Regions from separate parts of the Mus musculus genome. Here regions 2, 3 and 4 are each linked to region 1. A link is a loop called in an ENCODE intact Hi-C map of the cell type or tissue named here. Cell type or tissue: heart. All regions are shown on one strand. Region 1 overlaps Nav2 (neuron navigator 2). Region 2 overlaps 9130015G15Rik (RIKEN cDNA 9130015G15 gene). Region 3 overlaps Nav2 (neuron navigator 2). Region 4 overlaps Nav2 (neuron navigator 2).

What was found. Hi-C counts contacts between places; a loop is a spot of excess contacts. Peaks named below come from ENCODE experiments on the same cell type or tissue, not always from the same donor. Only the 100,000 strongest peaks of a DNase experiment are listed, where the experiment ranks them.
Region 2: it touches region 1 in a loop (2.3-fold over the local background); 3 of 42 quality-filtered maps call a loop at or near these places.
Region 3: it touches region 1 in a loop (2.9-fold over the local background); 13 of 42 quality-filtered maps call a loop at or near these places.
Region 4: it touches region 1 in a loop (8-fold over the local background); 16 of 42 quality-filtered maps call a loop at or near these places.

Annotation. Positions count from the first base shown.
Region 1 is chr7:49,599,524-49,604,523 of GRCm38, forward strand. It overlaps Nav2 (neuron navigator 2), which reads left to right. Exons shown (of 39, transcript NM_175272.3): 38 at 4,902-5,000. Among named protein-coding and RNA genes, the nearest start is that of Dbx1, 35 kb to the right of the region's middle. In heart, a CTCF peak has its summit at 1,892 (motif pointing left); DNase peaks (open chromatin) are centred at 1,864 and 4,948; H3K27ac peaks cover 525 bases.
Region 2 is chr7:49,130,159-49,135,158 of GRCm38, forward strand. All of the region lies in intron 3 of 9130015G15Rik (RIKEN cDNA 9130015G15 gene), which reads right to left. It also overlaps a transcript of Nav2 not described here. Among named protein-coding and RNA genes, the nearest start is that of 9130015G15Rik, 29 kb to the right of the region's middle. In heart, a CTCF peak has its summit at 2,765 (motif pointing right); a DNase peak (open chromatin) is centred at 2,793; H3K27me3 peaks cover 469 bases.
Region 3 is chr7:49,490,780-49,495,779 of GRCm38, forward strand. It overlaps Nav2 (neuron navigator 2), which reads left to right. Exons shown (of 39, transcript NM_175272.3): 11 at 590-712. Among named protein-coding and RNA genes, the nearest start is that of Gm51447, 55 kb to the left of the region's middle. In heart, a CTCF peak has its summit at 2,621 (motif pointing right); no DNase peak of the experiment used is centred here; H3K27ac peaks cover 357 bases.
Region 4 is chr7:49,468,726-49,473,725 of GRCm38, forward strand. All of the region lies in intron 10 of Nav2 (neuron navigator 2), which reads left to right. Among named protein-coding and RNA genes, the nearest start is that of Gm51447, 33 kb to the left of the region's middle. In heart, a CTCF peak has its summit at 2,830 (motif pointing right); no DNase peak of the experiment used is centred here; H3K27ac peaks cover 586 bases.

The DNA of each region.
Region 1 (5,000 bases):
CCTGCCCAGCCTCAGCACCCCTCACAGGTGGTTCTGGCGGGCTCTCCTGGCTGCACATCTCTTGTATCCAGTAGCATCTGGGGAGCCCCCACTGCTGTCACTCAGCTTAGGAGTTACCGAGGAGCTTGGGGTGGCTTGATGGTTGTCTGGAGGACCTACTGCTGCCCCTGTGGCCTCCTTCCTCATACGTTCTCCCACTTGTGTCCTCTTTGCCTCGAGCGGTCCTTCTGATAACCAAAGGGGAATGACCTGAGTCACTTGAGAAAAGCCAGAGGCGACTGAGCGAAGATACCCAAGGTGTCCAAGGAGACAAAGAGGACTCTTGAGCTGACCCCTTGGTCCCCAGTGGCTGGTGGCACCAAGGCCCCTCCCATTTGGAGGTGAACTGAAAGGGAGGTTTCAGGCATAGCTGGGAAGTCACCTATGATTCCTTTGCTCAGGGAGCCATTGCAGAAGGGACTCTTCCTCTTCATCCAGCCAAGAGCAAAGGGCATAGATAGGAGGGGCTTCAAAGTGGCTGCTGCTGAAGGGCCTGCCTGTGACAGGGACCAAGTGGATGTGTCATTCTTAGAGGTCATCTGAAGGACATGTCCTCAGTGTAGAAGCAGTGAAGGGAGACAGCTGGGTTAGGATTGCCTAGTACCACCCTGTCCCAAATCTCCTAGCTCTGCCTGGTAAATTAGTACAGGAGGCGGCCCTGAAGTCTGCTGATTCATAAGGATTGGCCGTGTTTCCTTGTCGGGGTTAAGGTGGAAGTTGGAGGATCTACCAGGCTTTACACCAGGGTCCTGGCACTCCTGCAGCCCTGAGAGAATACAGGGAAGAAAACCCAAGGCCAGCCAAAGCTTTGACCTTAACATAGTTCCCTCAGCAGACCACCATGATTGAGTGAGGGCTGGAGTCCAGAGCAATGTGACAGCTACAGCTACTTTGTGACAATGAGGCCATCCTAGGGTCTCCTGTAACTTACAAGTGTTATAGGTAGCCAGGAAGCAAAGTTTTTTGGTTGGGTTTGCTGGGTTTTTGTTGGTGTTTTTTTGTTTTGTTTTGTTTTTTTTCGAGACAGGGTTTCTCTGTGTAGCCCTGGCTGTCCTGGAACTCACTCTGTAGACCAGGCTGTCCTTGAACTCAGAAATCCGCCTGCCTCTGCCTCCTTAATCCCTTAAGGGCGTGCGCCACCACTGCCCGGTGGTTTTTGTTGTTTTAAGCACAGTGTCTTATATAGCCTAAGCTGGCCTTGAACTCTGTATATAGCCCAGGCTAGCCTTGAATTTCTGATGTTTCTACTTCAAACTCCAGCATGCAGGGATTGTAGACACGTGCTAACACACGTGTTATTTTGCTGTTGTTTGTTTGGTACAGAGTCTCTCTGTGTAGACCAGCCTGGCCTTGAACCCACAGAGATCTGCCTGCCTTTGCCTCCTGAGTTCTGGGATTAAAGGTGTGCACTGCTGTGCCTGGTTTAGTGTTAGGCAGGGTTCTACCTGTGATTTCACTAGATGAGAAAAGTCCTTAATTTTTTAAAAAGCTCATTTCACTTCCCCTCTCTCCTTGGCTCCCTCTGAGGGAAAGCTGAGTGTGTGCCAGGTACCATACGGGGTCCTTCCCTCCTCACCTCTCCCCTGCACAGTGGCCACTAGGGAAGCACACTGTCATTTAGAACATGTGTGCCCTTCCTTAGCCAAGGCTATGAGTTGAGAAGAGGTGGAGACCTCAGAATAGGTTCCAAAGGGGGCTGTCACATGTTAGGAGCCAGAAAGAGGGCTGCCCATGGGGAGACAGGGAAAGAATACAGGGAAGTCATTCTTGCAGGCACCAGCCTTTACCATCAGACTCAGGCAATGCTTGCGTGTGGGCGGGACAGGACATGACAACGCATCGCCCCCTAGTGGAGAGCATGCAGGCGGTAGTATCTTTTTCTGGAATATGTGAATGAAAGTCACCTGTGTGTAAGTCATGCCTAGAAGTGCTTCCTAAATGTGAATGTTGGTGCTGCCGTGCACATCCAGGAGTCCTGTGCTTCCTGTAGGATCAGGAGGTTCGCAGCAGCCCAAATCTTAGTTTCCAGTGTCTTAGCATCATCCTTAATTCCTGAGCCAGTAGTAGACCAGCTTCCTCCTCCCTGGGGAAAGTGATTGTCTGCCTGTCCAGCTGCCCTCCAGAGTCTGCAGAAGAGCCCGGAAGCTGCACAACACTTCCTCTGCTTGCCTTAGACTGACTCACGGCCACCTGGCCTTGACCACATCCTGTGGAATGTAGGAAGGGTTGTAAAAAAGAAAATGTTTTTTGTTCTTACAGCTAATGTTTGCTGCACCTACGAATGCTTACCTTATGACTCAGTCTCAGGTCCCATTCCCCGTTGTCATCAGAAACGCTTGCCAGTGTGTCTGGTGTCTGCAGAGCGGAGCAATTCAGAAGGCCTGGTGTTGGGGGTAGACTGGGGGTGTTAAGGGCAGGTGCTGCAGAAGGACACCCAGAGACCTTTCCTCAGTTACCAAGGTCCTCTGACACCTTCTGCAGTCCCCTGTGCCAGCTTTGGCTTTCCCCTCCAAAAAATGGGAAAAAAAAATCTGACCTATGGGACAATTGTACTGGCCTGGTTTCTGGAAACCCAGTTGTTCTCTGAGCCTATAGTGCAGGGGCTAAGGATGAAGAGCAAGTGTGGACAAAACCACTGGGCCTCAGGAGTGCTAAGGGCATGCTCAGCCTCAGCCTTAGTGGTTCTAAGGCCTTGAGGGACCCCTTGGAAAGGCAGTCTTGTTCCTTCAGAGGGCCCGGTAGGGAGAGGCTTCTAATCTGAATTTGCTTCTTCAGCTGTAACCATCCCCAGCCACTTCTGTGTCCTCTTCACTCCTGATCCACACATGGGTCCACACCCGCCCCTCTCCCAAATCGTTCCTGCTCATACTGAACTGCTTTAGGCTGCTGGACTGAATTCAAGAACCAAGATTGATGAAGGGAGCTGTAGCAGCAAACTAGGCTAGAGGCTAGGCTGGGGTATGGGGGAGACAATGAGCTGACATCTGACAAGATAATGTCATAGGAGGTGCTGAGGTAAAGTGAAGGAGGAAGCCACTAATATAAAGAGATGGGCTTATCTAAGGTGGGGGTAGTGTGGGTGGCATCCTGGATAGAAATCAGATTCTAAGACCTGGAGTAACTCAGGGGACTCGGGGAGAGGGGACCCACCAGAGCGAATGATGAACTTAGGCCAGGCTGACATGGGGAGGTCTGGTGAACAGCCCCGCTCTCAGGCTCCAGTAATATCGTTTCTGCTGATTCAAAGTGGTCCCGTGGGTAAGTAAGAGGGAAAGGCCCCAAGAAGGAAGTTTGAGTCCTGGGTTCTAATCCAGATCTGCCTTCCAACCTTTCACATCAGCAGTGCCGTTAGCTTCTGGTGTCCCATCAGATAAGAGAGAGGGCACCTGTTAAGTAGACGGGCTCTTTTTCAGTTGAGAAACTGTAACTTTCAAAGGTGTGGGTCCATTGGACCAGAGCTGGACCCCGTTATGTATTGGTCTGAGTACTATTTACCTCTTCATTTCCCCTCTGCAGCTTCCAAGAGGTTAGAAGAGGCTCACAGGGAGGTGGTGTCTGGAATTTTCCATCTATGTACCCTGAAGTCACTGTAGAAGCACCTCTTTACAGCCCAGACAACCCTACCCTGCCTTGCCCTGTCTGTGAGCATGCCCTATCATGTCTGCTTTGATGCCAGTGGCCAGAGGGTAGCAGACTTGATCTGCAATGGCTCTTCTGGGGCTCCCCCATCTCTAAGCCATGGGGCGATGCTTCTGTTCGAGTCATCATTGCTGTTCATGGCTGGCCCCTGGCACCCAGGGCACGCAGAGGAAACAGACACGCCAGACCCAGCCTCACAGTGGTCAGAGCCTCGCTGTGAGAAGCCCCCCAGCTTAGGTTTCCATTCTTTAAAGAATACATACATCTCACAAGGCTGTCAGGAACAGTCATTAAGATTACTGCCAGGTCAGGGCCTCAAGGCTTGAGAAAAGAACCCTCGAAGCAGGATATTGTTGGCCTTGTAAAACTAAGAGATGGTATAGCTCGCCCTTTGGGGACTACATCGGTTCCTCTCACTGGCAAGTCTGAGAATCCGGAGCCAGCAAAGATCTCATCACTGTTGCCCGTGCACAGTGTCCTCTCTTAATGTTGTACTTAAAAAGGGACTCACGTGCCCACAGAAGCACTCTGAGAGTCAGATATACTTGAAAAATGGGGGTTCAGGACCTGGGGAGATAGCTCAGCTGTCCGTGTGCGTGTCACACAAGCAGCAAGGAAGAGGACCACAGGTCAGATCGCCAGAACCCATGTAAATTCCCAATAGCTATGGGGTCCCCCTTTTACTTCCATGGTCAAAATATGAGGAAATGAGACCCCCAGAGCATGCTGGCAGGTACACTAGCTGAATCACACAGCTCTGGGTCCAGCTGACCAACTGCCTCAATGAGCACAGTGTGGAAGACACCCAGTAAACTCCCAACATTGACCTCGGGCCTCCACATGCACACTTGTGCACATGTGGACATGCGCACACACAGCACACATGTGCATGAAAAAAAAAGGAGAGAGAAAAAAATACAGGTTTATTTCATCATCAGACCCTTGTCTTGCCATGTTGCTGCCCAGAACCCAATCTCTGAGTGGGCTTAACCCGTGGGATTCTAGAGGTGACTCGGGAAGGTTAGTTAAGAGCCGAGAGTGAGCCCGAGTCTGTTAGACTGAGCACCTAACCCATTGGCTGTGTTTATCCTGGACGATTTCTCTAGTTCATAATGCTATTCAGAATGCTGGTTTAGGAGGTTTTCCATTAAGCTACAGAACTGGGGCAACAAGAGAGAGTCTCGGCCTGCTTCCAGTCTGTACCCGTTTTTGCCTGTTTGCAGCTCTACGGAAGGCGTGCCCCCTGGGAGGACCCCGCCAAGTGGGTAATGGACACCTACCCATGGGCCGCCAGCCCACAGCAGCACGAGTGGCCCCCACTC
Region 2 (5,000 bases), 470 kb before region 1:
TTTCCTTGCCACTGCTCTTTGCCCTACAGAGGAGAGGACCACCCCACCCAGAGACACAGCCACACAGCCTCCACAAAAGCCTCTGCCTCCTCCATTCATTCATTTGTTCTTCCAGCCCATCCCTTAATAGCAGCAATTTTGTGCCCATTTTACTGATTTCTATACAGAGGATAGCTAGTGAAAATAATAACCCTCTGTCAAGTGATGGGTATGGAGCCTGTGCCAAGCCTGTCTCTACTGTCCATTCAGCTATATAGCATCTATACATAGGAAGCCCATAAGGGGCAATTAGAACATCAGCCCTCAGCCCTCTAGGATGGTGGGAAATCCCTTTGGCAATCAGAGTAGCTCTTGGGACCTTCCTATAAGCTTTAGGGCATCACTGGGGCCCTTGCTATCTTTGGCACATCTCTGGGGCCCTGACTGTTTTAGGATGTCTTAAGGGCCTTCTCAGTCTTTAGGACATCTCAGGGACCCTGGCTATCTTTGGGACATCTCTGGGGCCCTCTCAGTCTTTAGGACATCTTTGGGGGCCTTACTGTTTTTAGGACATCTTTGGGGCCCCTCACTGTCTTAGGGCATCTCTGGTGTACTGGCTGTCTTTAGGCGATCTCTGGGGCCTTCTTGGTCTATAGGACATCTTTGAGGACCTCTCAGTCTTTAGGACATCTTTGGGAGCCTTGCTGTGTTTAAGACATCGTTGGGGGCCCTCTCCATCTTTAGGACATCTTTTGGGTCCTGGTGTCTCTAGGAGATCTTTGGGGCCTTCTCTGTCTTTAGGACATCTCTGGAGTCCTGTTGTCTTTAGGACATCTCTGGAGTCCTATCTTTAAGACATCTCTGGAGTTCGGGTATCTTTAGGACATCTCTGTAGTCCTGGTGTCTTTAGGACATCTCTGGGGCCCTCTCTGTCTTTAGGACATCTCTGGGGTCTTGGTGTCTTTAGGATATCTCTGGAGTCCTCTCTATCTTTAAGACATCTCTGGAGTCCAGGTGTCTTTAGGACATCTCTGGGGCCCTCTCTGTCTTTAGGATATCTCTGGGGTCCTGGAGTCTTTAGGACTTCTCTGGGGCCCTCTCAGTCTTTAAGACATCTTTGGGGACCCCTCACTGTTTTAGGACATCTCTGGTGTACTGGCTGTCTCTAGGCAATCTCTGGGCCCTTCTTAGTCTTTAGGACATCTTTGGGGAATCTCTCGGTCTTTAGGACACCATTGGGGGGCCTCTCTGTGTTTAAGACATCTTTGGGGGCCCTCTCCATCTTTAGGACATCTTTGGGGTCCTGGTGTCTTTAGGACATCTCTGGGGCCCTGGCTGTCTATAGGATAGAGCAAAGACGTTAACATAGCCTCTGACTTTGCCAGCCATGCTGAACTTCACCTTACCTCCTCGATTCTTGCTTACTACTTTTCTTCTTTTTCAGCTTCAGGTTTCTGTGGCCCTGGAGCTTGGATTGGGGGTGGATGATAAATCAGCATCAGGACAGGATGCTAAAAAGAAAGCAGAGCCATGCTCTGGTTATGGCCAGCCCAGAGTTGGCTGACCTGAGGAATCTCAGGAAGGAAGGGACCATGTAAAACTGAGTCCCATGTCATATCTGTAAGGGAAACTGTGAGGGGCCCAGGCTGGCAAGAATTCATCAGCCTGAGTCCCCAAATACTGTCCCGGTGAAAACTCAGAGCAAGGCCTGCTAGTGTGTTCAACCTACACAGAGGAGACACTGATTGGCGTCTGGGGACATCAGAGAGCAGAAAGTGAGATGCTAGATACCCAAGATGCTGCGAACTCTTAGGGATCAGGGAGGGAGAGAAGAGGGAGAAGATTGCAGAAGCAGACCAGGGAGAGGAAAATAAAGAAGAGAAGGAAACACACAGTCTGAGCAGAGAGAAGCAACCTGTACAATCCCACAGTCTGGTCAGAGTCCCTTCCTGCTCGCCATCACTTCTGAGGTCCCCTCCTCTCACCTGATATATCTCTGAGCTGCCAGAAGACCAACACAGTCTGGCAGAATTTAAGCACAGAGGGACCCTCCTATGCCAGAGTCAATTACCCACCTGTCCCTCTCTGCATTTGGGCCCTGGATCTTTCCAGATGCCCTGAGTCCCTGTAAAAGCACCCATGGAATCAATACATCAAGGGTGACATTATCCCTGTGTGTACTACAGTGCATATTCCAGGACTTACTGCAGACATGGACCCCCTGGGCCCTGGAAGCTGCATTTTAACAAGCACCATTAGCTATCTACATGTGCTCTGAAGTCACAGAGCCACCACTGAAATGTGTAGCCTCCCTGGCCTAAGGCTTATGTGGCCTCAAATCCCAGCAGTATACTGGCAGTGTGCTGCTTTCCGAATGCTTCAGCTCTGGATTCTGTAGCGATATGGCGAAAGTAAAACCTCCTCAGGGTTACAAGAGAATACAAATCAAGAAAACTCATTGGCATGAGGGAAACAAATCTTCCCCACGAATACTAAGTAAATAAAGAGATGCAGACAAACAAATAAATTAAGCATACATAGTCACCAATCCTGAAATATTAAGCAAATAAATATTAGCTGGTACTATGATATTATTTGGAGCCATTCCCTGTTCCTACTGTCAATATGGCAGTCAATGAGGCTACTGCAAGGCAGCATACAAGAGCCAAGCTTCCAGCCCAGCATCCACTCCTGCAAGGGAGATAGGTAAAGCAGGTAAGACATTCAAGTCCGGCTCACCCACTTCTGCAGGCAGGTTGGGTGGGTGCAATGACAATTATGACCAGAAGAGGGAGGCATAAACACGCGTTTCAGAGCAGAGCTCAGGGATCCTCAGAGTGGGAGGCTCTCTGGGGAGGAGGGGGAGGCTGGGATCAGCATTTGTTCTAGAACCAACACACACACAGCACACAACACACATGCACACACTGTTGATAGTAATATCTGGGGATGTTCACAGGCTGAAAGCTTGTTCCCCCAGGTTGCCCAGAAGCCAGGCTCAGAGCCGCTCCATGAGTCTCTTTCCCGAGGGCTCAGAAGCACCTCGTTAGATTTTATTTTTCACCACCCAGTCTGGCCCTGGCAGGCCGTGGGCAGAGTGCTGGCTGTCGTGCCTTTCTGAGAAGGCTCTTGGCGGAGCTCCAGAGTGGGGGCCTCCTGTTCTGTTTGAAGGAGAGTTGTGGTAGGCACTTCACCCAGCGCTCTCAGAAAACTTTCTTAGCTAAAACAGTTGGAAGGGTGAGGATGGGTGGGGTGCTAGGGTGGACGTGCCTGCCCTCCACTCACCAGTCGATTTTCTAAAAGAGGGGATAAGGTAGCCCATGGCTGGAGTACCTGCTGTGTGTTCCTCAGCACCAGACACCCAGCGCTTCAGAGACCTCCCATAGAGGTGAAGCCTGAGGCTCAGAGAGGTCAGGTGACTTGCCCAGAGCCACACAGCTAGTGAACAACCAAGATGATGGCATTTTCCACCTATTGAGAGCCTAGCATACTTATGGGCACAAAGGTAATCATTGCATGTTTGATTGAGCCTATCTGTAAGTCCAGTAAGCCCTTCTGTCTGCCCTAAAGCCTTCCTTCTGCTCCACACTGCCTCAACCCTGGAAAATGCTGGTCTCCATTCCCCCAACCTTCCAAAGGACTAAAATCCCCATTTATTCCCCCTGGCCTCAGCAGCAGCCTGGTGAGAGCTGTGGCCGTGGCTGGAGGACATTCCTGCTGGTAAATGCCTGTCCTGAAGACCTGGGCGCCTCGCTCGGGATGTCCCAGCAGTGCAAAAGTGAGGAGGGGACACTCTGGTTACACATGTCACCTGGCTATCTGGGACTAGGAAAAGCATATTGTTCAAGAGTGATGAGGTGCCGTCCTCTCCTTCCCACAGAAAGTGGCGCCAGCACAATGAACGTCATCCCCCTTATACCCCAGCCCCCAGCCCTGGGGACACCACTGTAATAAGCCTTGGCTGTGTGCAAGCTCTCACCCTGCCTTGTCATGCAGTCCACGTGGCACCATGCAGACATGTCACTTTCCTTCTGAGGGACTCTCCCTCTCCTGAAGAAATACTACAGGTGCCCTGGTATTCAGTGGTAGCTGAGGAAGAGCCCCTGTGTCTTGTTCTTCTTCTCCTGAGAGCTGGGCTTGACCTGCTCATACTGCGGAGTTCTCTTATAAGTGGCCTGTGGGTGAGGCTTGGCCACTCCCATGCAGGGTAACTAAGGTGGCCATTTGAACTGGCATGTGTTTGGGGCAGGAAAGGGGACTCTAGCCCTTTCCTGAGATCTTCATCCAAATCTTCCAGCGGGGGTGGGGGGGGGAACCTAGCTTGTCTGGAATCCACCTTCACTTTCAGGTTTACCCATAAGCTTGGAAGCTCTGTAAGGACTCCATTGCTAAGATCTACCTGTCCCCCTTGGCAGCCACCACGGCAGGCAGATTGAAGTGTTTGAAAACACCTGGGCATGAGGAAACGTGGCTGGGAGGTGTGGGGGAAGGGTGGCAAAAGAAAGCCCGCCTTGATGAACCTGGGAGACAGTCTCCTGGGTAGCATGCCTAAGGAACTTTGCAGAGCCAGAGAAAGGCTTGGAAAAATCCAGATAACTTGCCATGGTCACCTTAAGGCAGCCCTGGCTCAAGTACGTGTGCTTTCTCATTACTCATAAGATAAGACTTCCCACGTACTACACAGGTACTGTCTCGGTCACTTTTCTTTCTTTTTTTTTTTAATTTTTTTTATTACATATTTTCCTCAATTACATTTCCAATGCTATCCCCAAAGCCCCCCCCCCACTACCCACCCATTCCCATTTTTTGGCCCTGGCGTTCCCCTGTACTGGGGCATATAAAGTTTGCCTGTCCAGTGGGCCTCTCTTTCCAGCAACCCTGTAGGTGCAACATTATGAACTAACCAGTACCTCGGTCACTTTTCTTATGGCACGACCAAGAAGCAGTTTGAGGGAGGTGGGACTTCCTGTGGCTCATGGTATAAGGTGAAGCAGTCTGTCCCAGCAGGGGATGCACAAAGT
Region 3 (5,000 bases), 110 kb before region 1:
TGGCCTTGTAGCATCACCAAGAGTAAATGAGTGTTACTCAGAGTCTTGTGGGAAACCTCTGATGACATCAGTGTTGAAGGTGAAACCAGACACCGTTCATACTCTAACCGTAGCAGCTTCGATGCCTGCCACTCATGCTGTCTTCCTCCATCCTCCATCTTTCCCTGCCTCCTCCCTCGAAGCTTGCCTGCTTTCTCCGGTCTGGTCTGTCGCTGTTTCACCCACAGTATGCTAAGGACTCGTCAGCTCTGTTTATGTGACTTTGATAGGACACCTGCTTGCATAATTGCAGACATTCGGAAGTATGTCATGAGTACATCTGACAGCTGATTTTATTCACCACTTCCGTCTGCTTCATAGATTCCCATGAGTTGCATTCATTAAGCCCCGCATGCTCTCTCCCCACCTCATGAGATCCTAGGCTGAATCAGCAGCTGAATTTTCCTTGGGCTGGAGTGACAGAGCCTCGGGAAATCTTTTCTTCCCCACCTAAGAGCACAAGGGACCCATGCGGGGTTTCTGGATACAATGGCAAGACTGTGCACCACTGCTTTTGACCAAATACACCTACCATCCTCTTTTTTCAAAGGTATATGACAGATGGTGGACTCGGCCTTTACACCCGTCGCCTGAACCGGCTTCCTGATGGGATGGCTGTGGTGCGAGAGACCCTACAACGAAATACCTCCCTGGGCCTCGGAGATGCTGACAGGTAGGCATGCTGCGCTCGGATGTAGCCACACGTCATACCAGAGCCATTTGAGAGTGGCCTACAGTATGCTGCTCGTGATATGAGGACAGTGGATCAGTTCTTCAGCTGACACAAAAAGTAGGAAAGGGGGGCTGCTGCTTCCTAGGTCTTGCTTGTATATGGTCATGGGCATGCGTATATGTAGGTATGTATTCAGTGATGGTGCGGAGAGAGGAACCCAGGGCCTCGTGAATGTCAGTTAAGTTCTCTACCACCAAGCTACATCCTCAACTCTAGGCTGGCACTTCTGATAGCAAGGGTTCGGGCTTGAGCGGTTTGGTTGCTGTTTTGACTGTTACTCCGACTCTCTCCTGCAGGCCCCAGGGACCTGCCTCACTTCCTCTCTCATTACTCAACTTTCCAGGTATTGCACCTTGAGATAACCAGGTCTGTATGCAGAGTGCAGTTCAGGCCAAAGCCCCCTGCTGTGAAGCTTAGGGTATATATTCAACTGACACACACACACAGTAAAGAGCTGACATCAAAAGGGGGGTCTGTCGACCTCTGTCACCACCATTGCCAGAGACACAAAGAACCTGTGTCCACCCTTCCTACTGCAAGGAATGAATGTTTGGCCTCCAGGTTTCTAGACCAGACTCTGACGTAAACCAATCCCCAGACCCTGAGCAAGCTCTGAAAGGACAGGTGTGATTTGCCATCTCTGGCCTGCTGTCTTTCTGGTCCTCCATGTATAGTTCAGGTACTCTTTAGCTGTTCTGTCTCGCTCAACCTCCTTCCACATCTGGGCAGACGAGCTGTAGCAGGGAACTTGGAGGGGAGTGCTTTGAAGTTGCTGTGTACTTTTAGGGTGCTGCACTCTGATTTTGTGAAGGCCACGTTGTGAGGTAGGGTTGTTTTCTTGCTGTTCTCCTAGCAGGTGAGGGGCTGGAAGGATGATCCAGTGGTTGGAGCACTTGCTGTTCTTTCAGAGGAGTTTGGGTGTGGTAGCCCACATTGGGCAGCTCACAACCCCCCTATAACTCTAGCCTCTGGGGGATCTGGCATCTCTTTTGGGCCTCTGTAGGCACCTATGCACCTCTCTCTCTCTCTCTCTCTCTCTCTCTCTCTCTCACACACACACACACACACACACACACACACACACACACACACACACACATTTCTCTTTAAAATAATGCTAGATGGGTTATGTAGCTCTATGGCTTGCTTCAGAGAAGCAGGGCAACTTTGTAAAGAGACAAATGCTGAACTATTGCCCAACAGTAGAAGAAGAATTCTCACATTCTTTAGGGAGAGGGTAGAAAGGCTGGGTTGGGGGAAAGTGCTGAGTTCATTGTCATGGACTCTGACCCAGTGTCTATTAACTCTGCATGTCCTCATTTGAGTCTCCCAGTATCCAGTGTGGTCACTTATGTTGGGGAAGGCAAAAGGCTGTTTATCAGAGTTCCACCACAGGTTAGCTTTGTGGCTGCTGTTCTATAAATGATTGGTTTGAAAAAGAATCCATATAAGGGCTAAGGGTATAGCTAAGTTAATAGAGTACTTACCCAGGATGCAGAGTCCCAGGTTTGCTCCTCAGGACTGCATTCAAACAGACAGAAAACTAGCTGGGTGGTGCCACACACCTTTAATCACAGCACTTGGGATACAGAGGCAGGCTGATCTCTGAATTCAAGGCCAATGTAGACTACACAGTGAGTTCCAAGACAGCCAGGGCTATGTAGAGAAACCTTGTCTCAAAACAAACAAACAAACAAACAAAACACACAAATGGGGTGGGTAGAAAGGAGGTGAGAGGGCAGGATAGTGCTTGATCATAGAAACTTCTGAGAGCTGCGCTTTTCATTTTTAATTTTTATACATGCAGCTGTTTTAACTGCGTGTATGTGCATGCAGTACCTTCAGAGGCCAGAAGGGGGCATCAGATTCCCTGGAGCTGGAATTACAAGGAGGTTAAGAGCTGCTGTGAGGATGATGGAAATCAAACAGTGGTACACTACAAGAGTAGCCAGTGCTCTTAAATGCTTAGGAGCCATCTCTCAAGCCCCGAGGGCTCACTTCTTAAAGCTTAAACCCTGCAGATACATCTATATAGTGAATAGCACCAGAGGAGAACGTTCAGTATCTGCAGCATTCTCACTGGTCATGTCATAATTTGTCAAATTACTCTGCTTGGTTTTGCCCTGTTCCAGTTGATCAATCTGCCTGTTTTCAGGCCCTATGAGGCCAGTCTCTGCTTGTAGTAGAAGCTTCTGGGATGGCCATTTACCTAACGCTTCATTGGAGGCCTAATGGAATTATCATAGATAGCAGCTGAGCCTCATCCTGCCGCTTAGAGATTTGGGGGCTAAGACTGGAAAGACAGAAGCCATTTTTTTTCTCATTTCACCCCCCAAATGAACAGCGGTGTCTTCTGGTCCTTCCCAGACCTGAGTGGTCTGCTGTAATCATTTAAGGACTGAGTAGCTAGCTAGCCAAGGTTTTAATAAAGAACCCAAGGGGCTTCTTTAAAAAAAAAAAAAAAAAAAAAAGACTTACTAATGATACAAATGTTTCCCTGTTTTATGTAAGTTCTAGGTTACTAGCGGGGATGTGTTTGTTTGTATTCTTGTGGAAGGTGCTAAGTTTCTTTAAGCTCCATAGCTATAGTGAATAGACCAAGGCAATGCTACTCCGCCCACTAAGTGTTTTTTTTACTTTATGCATGTGTGCATATTTGTGACGTGTGTATGCTCGTGTGAGTACATAGCATATGTGTGCATGTATGAGGAAGCCCAGGCATGTCAGGTAGAGGGCTTCAGGTATCTCTATAGCACTCTCTGTGTATGTCTTTGAGGCAGGCTCTCTCCCTGAAGCTGGACCTCTAGTTCTCTCAGCTAGGCAGGAGGCTGGCAAGCCCCAAAGCTCTTTGCATCTTTGCTTCCTTGGGAGCCAGTGCTGTAGGTGTTTGCAGGGACACCGCTTGCTAGGCGAGTGTTTGGATCCAAACTTCACTCCTCATGATTCCACATCAAGTGCTCATAACCATCGAGGTTAGCTATCCAATCCCTTTAGTTTATTTTGTTGACTGAATTCCTCAATGACGAGTGCGCTGGGCTGGTGAGCTGCAAGCCCCATAGATCCTCCTGTCTCTACCTCCCTGCATATGCGACATGACTTTCAGGGATCAAACTCAGGTCCTGACACCTGCAAGACCAGCTCTTTCCTGACAGCTAACTCTCCAGTCCCTCACAGGTTCCTTTACATTGTTCACCAGGCTAGGTGAATGTTTCACAGAGCTGGGGACTGTCAGGTAGGAAATCAGTAGGAAACTATTCCTGAGCTAGCACATCACCCATGATTTTACACACACTGTTTATGCTAAGAACCGCGTGGGTTGGGTGTGAGACAGTGACTCTGTCACAACATCAAGGGAGTACACCACAGATGGCGAATATGCAAATTGGGCACAGCTCTGTGCCGCCGCCCCCCCCCCCCGAAAATGTGTTCTTTAAGCAATTTAAAGCCACCAGAATCCTTCCTTTACAACCCCCAAAAAACAAAGGTGTAAGAACTAAGGTACTTTCTAGGGAGTTTTATGTGAAGAGAGACTTGAGTTCTTGCTTGTGGTTTCACACACAAGCATTCGGACACAAGCAAGCTACTGAGGAATTGGGAAATGATCTAGACGTTAGCCCCATTGGTTCTCAGCCAGGAAGCGATGGCCTCCAAAGAGCGAAATACCCTGGAAATGTCACTAGCACAGGTAGGTAGCCACAGCTGTCCCAGAGCCTGTAACAGGATGCTGAGACCCCGGCTAGACCATGGCTATTTGCAGCATGGCCTGAGTGTGTCATTTTTAGGGTTATTAAAAGTCACCTGCAGAAAGAAATACATGCCTTCAGAGGCCTGGGAGATAGGAACTTTGTCAGTTGGAGTCTTTATATCATCAGTCCGTTCTGATGAATAATAAAGATGATACATCCAAGACACCAAGTCCCCTTCATCTCCTGTCACCGTTCAGGGCTGTCACCCTGGATCCCAGACCCTTTCTGATAGTGACTTGGCAACATCCAGCAAAGTCAGCCATTGGACAGCTGTGGAGGGAGGATGACGTGAAAGGGATGGAGGCAGCTCAGTACACACAATAGGCCCGTATAGGATAGCAGAACATAGGCCACTTTAGGAGGAGGAAGCGTGCCTAGATGGCCGAGAGTCTGGCTATCAGTCCAGTGGTTTCTGCCTGCAGCACTGTGTCTCCTGAACATGTTGGGAGTGAACATGTCAGGAGTTCTTGGATTCTAGTAAC
Region 4 (5,000 bases), 130 kb before region 1:
AGTTGTAAGTATCGGGACTGGCCGCTTTTTCTGCAGAATCTGCTCAACACGTCACTTTTGAGGCAATGGATGGAGTAGACAGTGGATGGATGAGAAACTCTATCAAGGGTTTAAGTCCCTGCAGGCTCTTGTGAGCCCTGTGATGTCATCTAAATTCCCTAAACTCTCCAGTCCCCAGATGCACATTTTAACCTTCTAGCTGACCTCTCTTTGAGGTTGCATCTTGTTACAGATGTTTATCTAACAAAGACACAACATTTCCACTAGGATCTAGATGTCCTATCAGCCTGTAACATATGGGGACTTAGGAGCGGTGTGTTGACAGGCTTGTATCCAGCTGTCCATTTGGCTTCAGAGAAGCATAGCCTCAATGCCTGAGCAATCTTCATCAGCGTTGAGGCTCCTTAAGGAAAAATGTTTGTAAAAGTTGACAGCAAATGTATTCAGAAACCTGGTATGGAAGTTAGGTCTAGTTTCTGAAAACCCGTGACTTTGTTTTTTAAATAATGCTGGGCCCTGGCTCGGTGTATCAACTGCTTTTCATGTGTAGCTCGTGTTCTTTATGTGTGCACCTGGTCCTGACATTACTGCATAACTGTGGAGTCTAGCTAAGAGCCGCATGGAGAGGGCAGTTATCCTTCTGTGTATTTATCACACCCTGGTGTGTAAGTACATCACACACCATCACCTGACCCCACTGCTTCTTCTATCTGGTAAACTGGGTCTTAGTTATAATCGAAAAGAAATTAAAGTGACGGAGGAAGGGATCCCTTAGCAAGTCTTGATGTCTTGAGTCAGTCCTGTGCTCTGATTCTAAAACTTCAGAGTGCCATGTGGCACAGAATAAAATTATAAGGGCAGATTTAGCATGCATATGTTTTGAAGGATTTTCCCCCCTTTTCAAAGGCAGCACTGGATTGTATAATCTTCTGAAGTATAAATATGCATCCCTTCCTGGAAAATCAACCATTTAAACTTAACCTCAGAAGTCCTCTCACTCTCTTTAAGAACCTTTGGTGGCTTCTGTAGCCTTTGAAAATGGCTCTGAAGGGAGCACTGATCACTCTCAGTGGTTTATCCATCTGTCTCCCATGACTTACCCACTTATGGCCCCACGCAGTCTGCGCTTTCCTGGCTGGGCCAAGTGTGCCATTAACACAAGTGAGTCCTGTGTCTGCAGCTCTCTGTGTTTGGGCCATGCCACTTCTCCATGTGGCTGTTTTCCCTAGCAAGCCTGTCTGGCTGTGCTAAAAAACACCACCCCATAGACATGCCTAGCCCTGTGGTCCTGTTGGCCTTGGCTCATCCCTAAACAACCAGGTAAGCCTTTCTCATGTGAATGTTTGAGGACTGGCTGGCCTCACATAACATGGGTTAAGAACAAAAGAGACCAGAGATTTAATCCCTGCCCTACCAAATGAACTGGTACAAATTCTTAATATTAAAAATTAGTGATATTGCTTGGCACCAGGCAAAGAACCATAGGTACTCACATACGTGTGCCCATAGATACATTATGTATGCATAAATAAGCCTGCATGTTTTTTTCCATGCGTCTAGGAGAAGGATAGTGCCTATCACTTGCCTAAATCTAGAGAGTAGGGCATAGTATATATTTAATGTTTTGTGACTGTGTTGCCCACCCTGGCAGGACCTCCCAGTGGTCCTTGTCATCGAACACTTAGCGGAAGCCAGCTTGGCCTGTGATGTTATCTAGTGACCAATATAGACGTTGCTGTAGCCCTGTTGCCTTTGAGTGGTACAGTTATGTTAAGGTGGGAGTTGTTCCTCAGCTGTGGCTAGCCAGCATGAAAGGGAAGATAAAGCTTAGAGCACTCTGGTCTTCCAGACTGATATCTGCACAGCTTGACGTCCTCTGCTCGGTGGCAGACAATACCCCATCAATAGACGTGGGCAGATTTCTCCTGGGAGACGTAGTTCCTCAAAAAACCAGCCTGCTCCCCGCTGACTGGCTTATAACTCCGTCGGTACTTCAGGATATACCTCAGACAGCCCAGGCTGATATCATAAAGTGCCTTCAACTTGGCATTTAAACAGCGGACGGGTTTTAGTGAGGCCTCTCTTTCTAATGTAAAGATGGCGACCACATCTTTGCATGGCAAAGAAAGAAAATGCTTGTGTTTCCCCCCTTCTTAGAAAGTTGCCAGTCCCATCCCAGAGTTCAGTTTGTCAGACCTTGTGGAGACTAAATTACCTCCCTTCCTTGGAATCCTATCTCCTGATACCAGCACGGGCATTCACATCCAGTCTATACAAGATGTTCCTGCTTTCTAGGCATCAACTACATGAGCCACATCTTGGCTTCCTCCTCCCCGTTAGGGCTAAGACCCCTCCTGTTCCTCTTGGTCAACTGAGATGGGAAGTGTCTGTGCCAGCTGTGGGAGGGCCACCTTAGAGCATGTGCCTGTATATGTGTGTCTATGATATGTATGCACATACCTATGCCTAGAAGGGAGGTTTACAGAGGGGTCCAAAAACATACCTGTCACATGCTCTGAAGAGTAAGGCCACATCTGTCTTGAATGCTCACACACCTTCATTGGTTGACACAGCAGTGGCCTCACAGTAAACAGTTCGTGCTTCAGTTGGCCTTTAGAACAGAAGACCAGCCCCGTTCTCCTGCATGAGTATGTGTCTGAAGTCAAAGCCCTTTTGAACCTGAGGCCCCAGTCACCTGTTCTGGCTTCTGAGCTTCCCCTGTGTTGTGAATGACAGCAGGAAAAAGAAACAGTGCAGAATGCACCAGGCCACTTGCCAGGTGGGCCAGGACACTTGACCTTCCCCCACGGGGCTGTTGGTTGAGGTGTCTTTCCCCAGGCAGCCAGCAGGTGGCATCAAGTCTTTCATTGCTTGAAAGGCTCTTAACCTGCTCCTCCCCACTGTCTTTTTAGGACTGGCCCCAAGTGACTTGCCAGACTGTTGTAGGCAAAGTGATGAGAGAGGAAGCCTATGTATGCTATTACCAAGATAAAGAAGCCAAGAAGCCAAGATAAATGTCTTGTGGGGATGTTGTCCTGAAAGGCCCTGCTTCAGGCAGTTTCCAAGAGGGCATGGCAGACATCTCTGATTTGGAAAGGACCCCAGCTTGTAGGTTCCTGCAAAAGCTCACGAAGGTCCTTCTGCCAGCTAGCGGCTGACTTTGGAGACATTAGGAAGACATCAGGGAAAGAGAAGGAACCTCTTACCCAGCACCTCTGTGTATTCACCAACCTCGAGCCTCTCTGAGACCCATAGTTGAGGGATTTGATGGACATCCTCCTATGTAGCCATGACTGCTTAAATAAGACCACTTGTGGGTCAGTCAGTCTCCAGTCTCCAGCCCCAGGGGATGGTGGGGCTGAGAGTTCCAACTTAGTAAAATCATATGGCTGGTTCCTCTGACAACCAGCTGCCATCCACAAATAGTGCAGCAACACAGATGCAGGTATGTTGGAAAGGGGTTTATGGAAGATACTCTTCTCACCCCATCACTCAGGATATTCTGAGACTTTGAGGCTCTTGCTAATAATGAAGGACAGAGACCAAAGTATTTTTTATTGTGTCATAGTGACATTAGGATTTGTTGTGAGTTCTAGGTTCATCACAACAGTTGCAGCAGAAACAGAAGAGATGTTATTAGAAAATGACACACTTCTAAGAGAGGAACAAGGGTGGGTTCAGTAGCTCCAGGGCCCCTGCTACAGAGAGGTTGGGCCTTCATATCACACTGTGTGGGTTTTTGGTTGTCTGCACATGATGTTCCATCGTCACACAATATGTGTCTCCTTAGCATCATGTGTGCCTCCTTCGGTGGAGGGATTGGGTCTGGAATAGGTTTTCCAGCCATCCTCTTGAACAACTGAGTTCCTTTAATGAAGGTCTTACACAAGGCTTGCTAGGTCTCATTCTCCACCCTGCTCGCCTGTCTCTGTAGTGAGCCCCTTGCTCTGGCTGGTGGTGCAGCCTCTTGCTCATACCTTCACACTAAAAGAGTAAGAAGTTCTGTTTAAGCCAGGTAATGATCCTGAACCTGAGGCACACACCCTGGCTTCACAAACTTTCACCTTCTGCCAGGACACAGAGAAGAAGGCTTTCTTGGTGTTAAGGGTGTCAATAGTTCCTGTTAGCATTGGAGAGCCAACATGTGTGGCCTTTAGGAGAAGTCTGGAAACAGTGCAGGGCCTTTGTGGCCTCTTGATTCTGTAGGAAACCAGTGACCCTCATCTGAGAATAACGTTGCTTTGAGTAGTAGTGAGAGTGAGGTAGAATGACACAGGCAGAAGGTGGCAGAGTTCCTGGAGCCTATGTATCCTTCTAATTCTCTGTGGCCATGGTGATAAGGTACCGAGACTCAAAGACATTGAATGTGTGCATACAGCCTAGCTCAGCCTGGTTCAGAGAAGTTCTCATCTCCTCACCCCAGCTCATTCTTAGACCTCAAATGATAGAAGCTAGAGGAGCTCTTCTGAGAATGAGTCAGGGCTGAGGTGGGAACCTATCAACATATTGGTGAAATATGAGCATTAACTGCTCCACTGACAACCCACTGTGCTGTGTCAGAGAACCTTGTGGTGACCGATCAACACCTCTCGAGGCTCTCCTTCCCTTCCCCACCCATGCTCTGCCCTGTCAGCTGTCTTACGGGAGAATATTCCCTTCCCGTCTCCAGGTTCCATGTGGGTTAACAGTCTCAACGAGTGTTATCCATGTCTGGCGTGATTCAGCTAGCCTTCAGGTATTTACCATAGGGGAATTCCACATAGAGGCTCATTCATCAGCACTCCAGATACTCAGCCATTAAATAGATTTCAGTTGGCATGTATTGAGCAAATATCTCAGTCCCAGCTCTTAGCTGTGCCCCTGGGGTGTGAAGTCGTTTTCCAGGGTGGATCATTTGATAATCCTTTTTGTACTAGAATCTGATCATTGAAGCTACTTTCTAGTGTAAACCTGTGGCCCATGAACTCAACACTTGGAAGGAACATTTCTACATGCAGGGA